Regions from separate parts of the Homo sapiens genome. Here region 2 is linked to region 1. Evidence: chromatin contacts called from ENCODE Hi-C data. All regions are on one chromosome and are shown on one strand. Each heading gives the region's core, a stretch centred on a gene start or an enhancer-like site at or near the end of the contact. The rest is flanking DNA. Distances are from core to core; before and after follow the strand shown. Region 1 overlaps SH3RF3 (SH3 domain containing ring finger 3). Region 2 has its middle 100 kb from the start of SEPTIN10.

Region 1 (3,568 bases), core at 339-2,838:
GTCTTCTAAAGGGCTCCAGCCACCAGTCTTGGCTCAGGAGGCTGTGGGAGCAGGGCCAGGCATGTAAGCTGAGAACACAGGCTGTGCAGGGCCTGAGGTGTGGCTTTGCACCTTGTGGCCCATGCCATGCCTTTCTTCTCCACCCCAAGAATGCGGGCCCCCTGCAGCATTCCACAGCCCGTGCTTACACAGCGTATTTCTTCTGTGCATTGTGCGCTATCCCAGAATATTCCTGGATGAGTGAGAATTTATCAGGAGGGAAGGGCCTGGATCTAACAGCCCTAAAGACACCACCTCACTGTGTCCTCCACTCTGTATCCTGGGGTGTGTGGCATGCGGCTGGGCCCCTGTGGCCCTTTACTAGCCCCCGTGCTTTGCTTTGGGGCCAGAACTGCCTGCCTGGTCTGTTGGTTTTCCATGCATGCATCCGCTGCTCTGTCGAGGAAGGGTTTGACAGTAATGCCTGTTGTGCAGGGGTCACACTATGTGTGCAGTGGGATGGTCTTCTGTGGCCTAATTTCATCAAAGCACAAAACTTAGGCTGCCTAGAAAATAACAGTTAATGTGTCCTCTGTGTGTGACTTCTCCTAGGTGGGCTGGCAATGGGAGCTGGGCCCCAGTGGCTCAGAGTGACTGAGCACTGGTCTTGTGTACTTCTGATTAAGGACAAATCCACAAGCTCCAGAAACCCAACAAGCAAATAGTAATAAGTCTGGCAGAACGCTGAAAAGCTTAACCATTATGTTTTTGCTGAACAAAAGAACCCCCAGATCTCATGAAGAAAAGCCAGAAAACCGTGCTTTTCCTCAGAAGGTAGATCCGAATTTTTCCAGCCGTTGGTTATGTGTGCAGCTTGGGGCCAGGCGTTTGTCCACTGCAACCACAACCTCAGACATTCTTCTGTGGGGGTCTGAGCCTGGACAGCAGTGTTCTCAGAGCACTTTCCAGGACATGCGAGCTATAAGATGAACCCATGAGCAGATACGCTTGATCCTGCAAGCTGGAGTTACTTAGTGTTGATCATTTCACTCTTCGTGCGTCCTGTCTGAGGGTTAGCTGAGCCCGTTCTGGTGGTGGGCAACCACAGAGCTGTCTTCTGGCTAATGAAGACAAAGCCACCTTCTCAACTACAAGGATTCCTTGTCCCTTCTGGGGTGGCTGGGGTGGCCCTGTCTCCTCACCAAAGGCTCCTGGGACCTCACTACGTAAAGAGATGAGATTACTTTGGAATGACTTATTTCCTCATCAATAAGTGATGGGAGTTAGAAGGATGACCCACAGCACCCAGCAGCTCTAGCCACATGTGAAATCCATGCTTGCATTTCGGGTAGACTCCTGCTCCATCTGGAAAAGATCATCTTTTCCAGAGTTTTGCTGGATCTCAACAAGTCCCTGGAAGCGCCTTGTCAATCTTTGGTTCTCAGAATTTGCTCTTCCTTATTGCACGTCTGGGGAGACACCACCCACTTGAGTGTAGTTGCCCTCTGGTCATTCACTTATTTTTCATCTATTGACTTAACAAAATATTTGTGGAGCACCCACTTTGGGACAAGCCCTGGCTCAGTACTCTACGTGCAGAGCTGAACAAGGCAGTCTGGAGGAGGACAGGCAGTTACACCAAGCTCCCTGGACTGGCTCTGACAGTGCCACGCATGGGGTGCCTAGAAACTGCTGTGGCCGGGGCTGGTGGAGGATGGGTCATCACAGAAATAGCAGAGCCAGAGGTGCAGATGTGCAGGAAGTAGAGGCCTCGGCTCAGCCACCCCTGTTCCACAGGCCACAGCTTAGAGAGACCCTTTGCAGGGAAGTCAGCTCACAGCAAACAAAGGGTGCTGACATTTCATTCCTTCTTCCTCATGATAAGAAATCTCTTCTGTTGCCTGAGGCAGAGTCAGTGTATTAGTCAATTTTCACACTGCTGTAAAGAAATACCAGAGACTAGGCTGGGTGCGGTGGCTCACGCCTGTAATCCCAGCACTTTGAGAGGCCGAGGAGGGCAGATCACTTGAGGTCAGGAGTTCGAGACCAGCCCAGCCAACATGGTGAAACCCCATCTCCACTAAAAACACAAAAATTAGTTGGGTGTGTTGGCAGGTGCCTCTAATCCCAGCTACTTGGGAGGCTGAGAATCACTTGAACCCAGGGGGCAGAGTTTGCAATGAGCCGAGATCGTGCCATTGCACTCCAGCCTGGGCGACAGACTCTGTCTCAAAAAAAAAAAAAAAAAAAAAAAAAGAAATTAATACCTGAGACTGAGTAATGTATAAAGGAAAGAGGTTTGATTGACTCTCAGTTTCAGCTGGGGGTGCCACAGGAAACTTACAATCATGGCGGAAGGCAAAGGGGAAGCAAGCACCTTCTTCACAAGGCGGCAGGAGAGAGAAGAGAAAGTGAAGGGGGAAGAATCCTCATAAAACCATTGGATCTCATGAGAACTCACTCACTATCACAAGAACAGCATGGGAGAAACTGCCCCCGTGATCTAGTCCCCTCCCTCCAGGTCCCTCTTTGACACATGGGGATTACAATTCTAGATGAGATTTGAGTGGGGACACAGAGCCAAACCATATCAGTCAGTGGCAAAATTCATCATTGGAACAGCTCATGTAGGCCCAGACACTGTTGTATTCCATGGGTGAGGAGGTTGCTGTCCAAGCCACCTGCTCCAGGACACATGCTGGGGCGGGGTCTAAGTCTCTTTCTTTTCCACTCACCCCCTTGCTGTCTCAGCCTCACATACCTAATAAGACGGTCCCAAGAGCTTAGCCATAGGAGATAGACTAATGCACAGTCCTGGATAGCTTGTCCTGCCTTTTTGCATGGGGCACGTCTTGTTAAACTTTTTCCACACTCTATTTGCTGAGACTATGCAGACACAGGGAGAGCAGATGCCTGGCAGTTCTCTAGAAGGCAGGGGCTGTGTGAACAGCAGTTCATGTAACTTGGTCTGAAGCAGGCCATTTTCCTCCATGGTTATATTGCCAATTCAGGGAGAAGCAGAGTCCTGGGCCCCCTGCACTGTGTGGCCCTGTAGCACAGTGTGCACCTGGATTCTGACATCTCAGCTTCTTTCAAATTCCCATCCTTTTCTAATTATTAATTAGATTGTTAATTATTATTAATTAGTTAATATGATTAACAACCACCTGTGACCTCATGGTAGCAGCTCCTTATAGAAATGTAGGAGCAGTCCCCAGTTAAAAATTAGATAGGGATAAAAGCCCAAATCAGGGCACTTATTCAGGGAGGTGCCACCTGGCCAGGGTCTGGGCTGCTCCAGGAAGACGGTGGCAGGAGAGGACCCGGCCAGGGGCCTCCCGGGCCCTCCTCACCTGCACTCTCGGTGGTCTCGGGCCGGTGTGCATGCAGGGTGTCCTGGAAGCAATCTTCCTTAAGAAGCACAGAAAGAGGAAATCCAAACCATCCTGCAGAGCTTGCGGGGCTTCCCGACGGGGCTTCCCGTCAGGGCTTGGCAAGCTGGCAGCCATCAGGAAGGACTTGTGGAAAGAAGAGCTTTGATTTACGGTTGCTGCCTCAGAAACCCCGATCCAATTGATGAACCGACCTG
Region 2 (3,568 bases), core at 673-3,172, 41 kb after region 1:
CTGCGTGGCTGAAACAACAGAAATATATTCTCTCAAAGTGCTGGAGGCTGGAAGTCCAAGGTTGAAGTTGCAGCAGGGTTGGTTTCCTCTGAGACCTCTCTCCTCGGCTTGCACACCGCCGTCTCCTCACTCTGTCAAGCAGCTGTGGCGGGTCGTCTTGCCCGGATTCATCTCTGTGCGTCTGTATCCAGTGTTCCTCTTCTTTTTAAAATGAATTTGTGTAAATTTATGGGGTGCAATTTTGTTACATGCCATAGTGGTCAAGTCAGGAGTTTTAGTGTATCCATCACCCGAATAACATACATGACATGTCCCCTTTAAGCAATTTCTCATCCTCCACCCCCTGCACCCTCACCCTTCTCACAAGGACACCAGTCAGGCCAGATTAGGCCCACCAATGGACTCATTTTAATTTAATCTCCAAGCAGAGACACACGCTGAGGCACTGGGGGCTAGGACTTCAACATATGAATTTTCGGGGAACATAATTCAGCCCATGTGCCTGTGCTCATGGAGACCAGGTCATAATGAAGTCAAAAGTTAAATTAATCAAAATAACTAGGCGATAGCTACCGGGCAAATACTATAGGGCAAAGTACTAAGGGATCGCAGGAAACTCTTATCTAGTTGGAGAGGTGAGGGGCATGGAGGGCCACTTAGAGGGTGTCCGGGTCTTATCTGGACCTCCACACTGTAGTCTTGTTTAGAAATTCACAAGGCAGGAAGAGGGGAAAGAATGTTCGGTTGGCGGGAACGGTGTGTGTGCACACCCCAACCCGAGGCTGGGGAGAGCTTGGCAGGATCAAGAAACTGAGGGAGCCCAGAGCAGGTGTGGAGGAGAGGGCTGAGGTGAGAATGGCCAGGGGTAGGTCTCTGAGCCTTCCAGGCCAGAAGCAGGAGGCAGTGTTTCCTGGGCTCTCAAGGGGTGTTTAGATGCAAACTGTGTCGGGAGCTCCCTCTGTTGGTGGCACAGGGAATGGCTCGTATGAATGTGGGAAGCTGGCACAGCAGATGCTGGGCAAAGGGCAAGGCGTCTCTGCCAAGGGGGCGGTGAGGGCATGTGGGGGAGCAGACAGCCCCGAGGGTCCTTTGACAAGTCAGTCCGATGTGGAGGCCGAGGGGAAGCCTTCCACATGTCCTAGAGGGAAACCCCGAGGTAGCTCTTCTCACATTTGTGCAGTGACTACCAGACTGAAGGAACCCCGGTTCCATCCTCACCCTCTGCAGCCCAGAGGGCTGATGGGGTCCAGGGCTTCATTTCTGTTCCTAGCCGGGACCAGGGGCTCTGAGCACCCACAGCCCCTTCCCAACAAAACAGCCACTTGTGTGTGCCATGGGGTGACCCCTCCTCCCTGCCCAGCCTGGGCTGGGGAAGGGCCCCGTCTGACCAGGAGCTGGCCTCCTCCAGCTAAAGCCAGGGTGAGCAGAGTGGGGCCCATGCTGGGTGACTGCAACAAAAGCAAGAGAGGCTTTCCTGCAGGGGAAGCGGCAGAGAGCAAAGGTGGGACGGGTGGCCGGAGCTATGGGGAGTGGGCCCTTCCAGGAGCCCCTGGCCTCCTCGTGGGTGCTGAAGATGGCAAGTGCGTGTTAAGCATGTACTAAGCCCACCCTCTGCGCCCGCCCCATGCTTAGCACTCTACATCCATTGCCTCGTTTTTGTCCTCACATCAGGCTTATGAAGTAGGAATTATGACCATGCAATTTCACAGATGGGGAAACTGAGGCAGAGAGCAGTTAACCAACTCGCCTCAGGAAGGGGCAAAGAGGTGCGGCACCTAGGATTCAAGCACTGGCAGTCTGGCTCCAAAGGCCGCACTCCTAACTCCTCAGCCTGTTCTTGGCCTCGGGAGGCCTGGCTGATGTCAGGGCCATTGACACTTGTCCCTGTCTGACTTGCTGTGACAGTGCTCCCTGAAGCCTGACTCGGGACTGGAGAATGAGGTCCCACAGCCACAACAAGTTCTCAGCTGTCCTCTGTGGCCTCTGATGACAGCACCAGGTGGCCCAGTATACCACATGCCCCCATCTGGTGACAACATACTCTTTGATCAAAAAGAACAAAAAGTTCTCCCGCAATCCAGTGTGCCTCTGGTCAGGCCTACAGGCTGGCAATTGGTGGCCTTAGGGGTGGTGTCCTTGCAGTCAGGCTGGGAGAACCTGCCCACCTGAAGGTGCCTGGACCACATGGCAATCAGCTAAGGCCAACCACTGTTGTGGCAAGGCTCAGATCACCTGCAGAAGGTGGGAGCCTGCAGGGAGGAATAGGGAGGGGCACAAGCCCTGGGGTCAGGGGCAGGTTCTAGCCCTGCTTCTGCCTCCAGCTGGCTTTGTGACCCAACGTGAGACCAGGGCCAGGGCTGGCCATCTACTGTAAGTCTTTTCTATGGAATTGCTCCACAAGTCCTTGTCCACACCCTCCCTGCATTTTCATGGCTGCTGCCCCATGCCCCCAAATAAGGAATGGGGGGTGGACAGAGAGAGAGGTGAGGTCCTGCATCCTGGGAGAGCACACCCAGGAGGCCGAGGTGGGGGTGGCCCATGTGTGCCTCCTGGCACCCAGTGTGGTGCTGCCCACAGCAGGTGCCGATGCACACGTACTGCAGAATTGCCCTAGATGGTGTTGCTGCCCAGAGGACTCTGGGACTCCCAAGTGGGAGTTGAGCTGAGTGCCAGACCCATCTCCAGGGCACACAGGAGTCCCATCATGTGTGATAATAAGCTTTCTCTACAACTCTAGTGGGGGCTGTGATATCTGTCTCAACATCCAAACACTTTTAGGGGGCTTGTCCGCCCTCCTCGGCCTGCTGGAAACTCTCTTCCTGGCTCTGGCCTGGGACCCTGGCCCTCCTCCTGCTGGGCCCTGGCCCCACTGTCCTTTGCTGCATGCATGCCTTGGTGACTGACGTGTGGGCCCCATGTGTCCCGGCCCTCCCTGCCCTGCATCCCTGCTGCTCCCAGGGTGCCCTCAGTGTGTCCTTCCTCCTTCTTCTGATGCCCAGCAAACCACCTGATGTGCTGCAGCTGATTTCACCTCTCACTGTGGCCTCCGCCACCCTCCTGCCCCCTCCTGAGTCAAGCTCCAGGTATGCCCAGGGATGGTCCCAGGCTGCCTGGGGGTCCACTCTGTACCGCGCTGGGCACCCAGGGATTTTAACATCACAAGTCCCCTCGCTACCCTCCCTGGTCTACTGCATCTGCCTCCTGGTCTCCTGGTCTTCACTGTGTGTCTCTCTATCTACACTCCAGGTTTTTCTGGGACATTCTTGACTAGACCCGGCTTGCTGGGCCTCGTGGGAGGCAAGTCAGCCACAGAGGCTGAGCAAGAAAGAGAAGCCGGGCAGGCTGGGCACCCTGGAGAGCCCTCAGGTAGCATCTTTGACTTTCCCCCTCCCAGGTGCTCCTGTCTCTCCCAGAGCCTCCACCCTGGGTGCCCCAAGACCTAAGACCCCTCACATGACTCTGACCCTGACCCCTCCTCACCCCCTCCTGGGCCAGCAAGGGAGCAGCCGCCTGCTATTCACCTCCAGTTCTTCAGGTCCACCATGACTTTGGCCATTGCCATGGCAAC

What was found. Hi-C counts contacts between places; a loop is a spot of excess contacts on that map. Pooled maps may share reads with other maps.
Region 2: a pooled map shows a loop between it and region 1 (4-fold over the local background). The contact joins two enhancer-like sites. A Hi-C loop is called at or near these places in 1 of 168 maps with a recorded cell type or tissue (posterior vena cava), 3 of 37 single-sample maps with no recorded cell type and 3 of 50 pooled maps.

What each region holds. Positions count from the first base shown.
Region 1 is chr2:109,468,997-109,472,564 of GRCh38, forward strand. The region is part of intron 8 of SH3RF3 (SH3 domain containing ring finger 3); the gene reads left to right. It also overlaps a transcript of RANBP2 not described here. Among named protein-coding and RNA genes, the nearest start is that of SEPTIN10, 140 kb to the right of the region's middle. RefSeq lists an enhancer at 1,750-1,869. Within about 2 kb of position 1,589, at least 5 of the 41 ENCODE cell types and tissues checked have a DNase peak (open chromatin) inside an H3K27ac peak, as active enhancers do.
Region 2 is chr2:109,509,353-109,512,920 of GRCh38, forward strand. It overlaps a transcript of RANBP2 not described here. Among named protein-coding and RNA genes, the nearest start is that of SEPTIN10, 100 kb to the right of the region's middle. Within about 2 kb of position 1,923, at least 2 of the 41 ENCODE cell types and tissues checked have a DNase peak (open chromatin) inside an H3K27ac peak, as active enhancers do.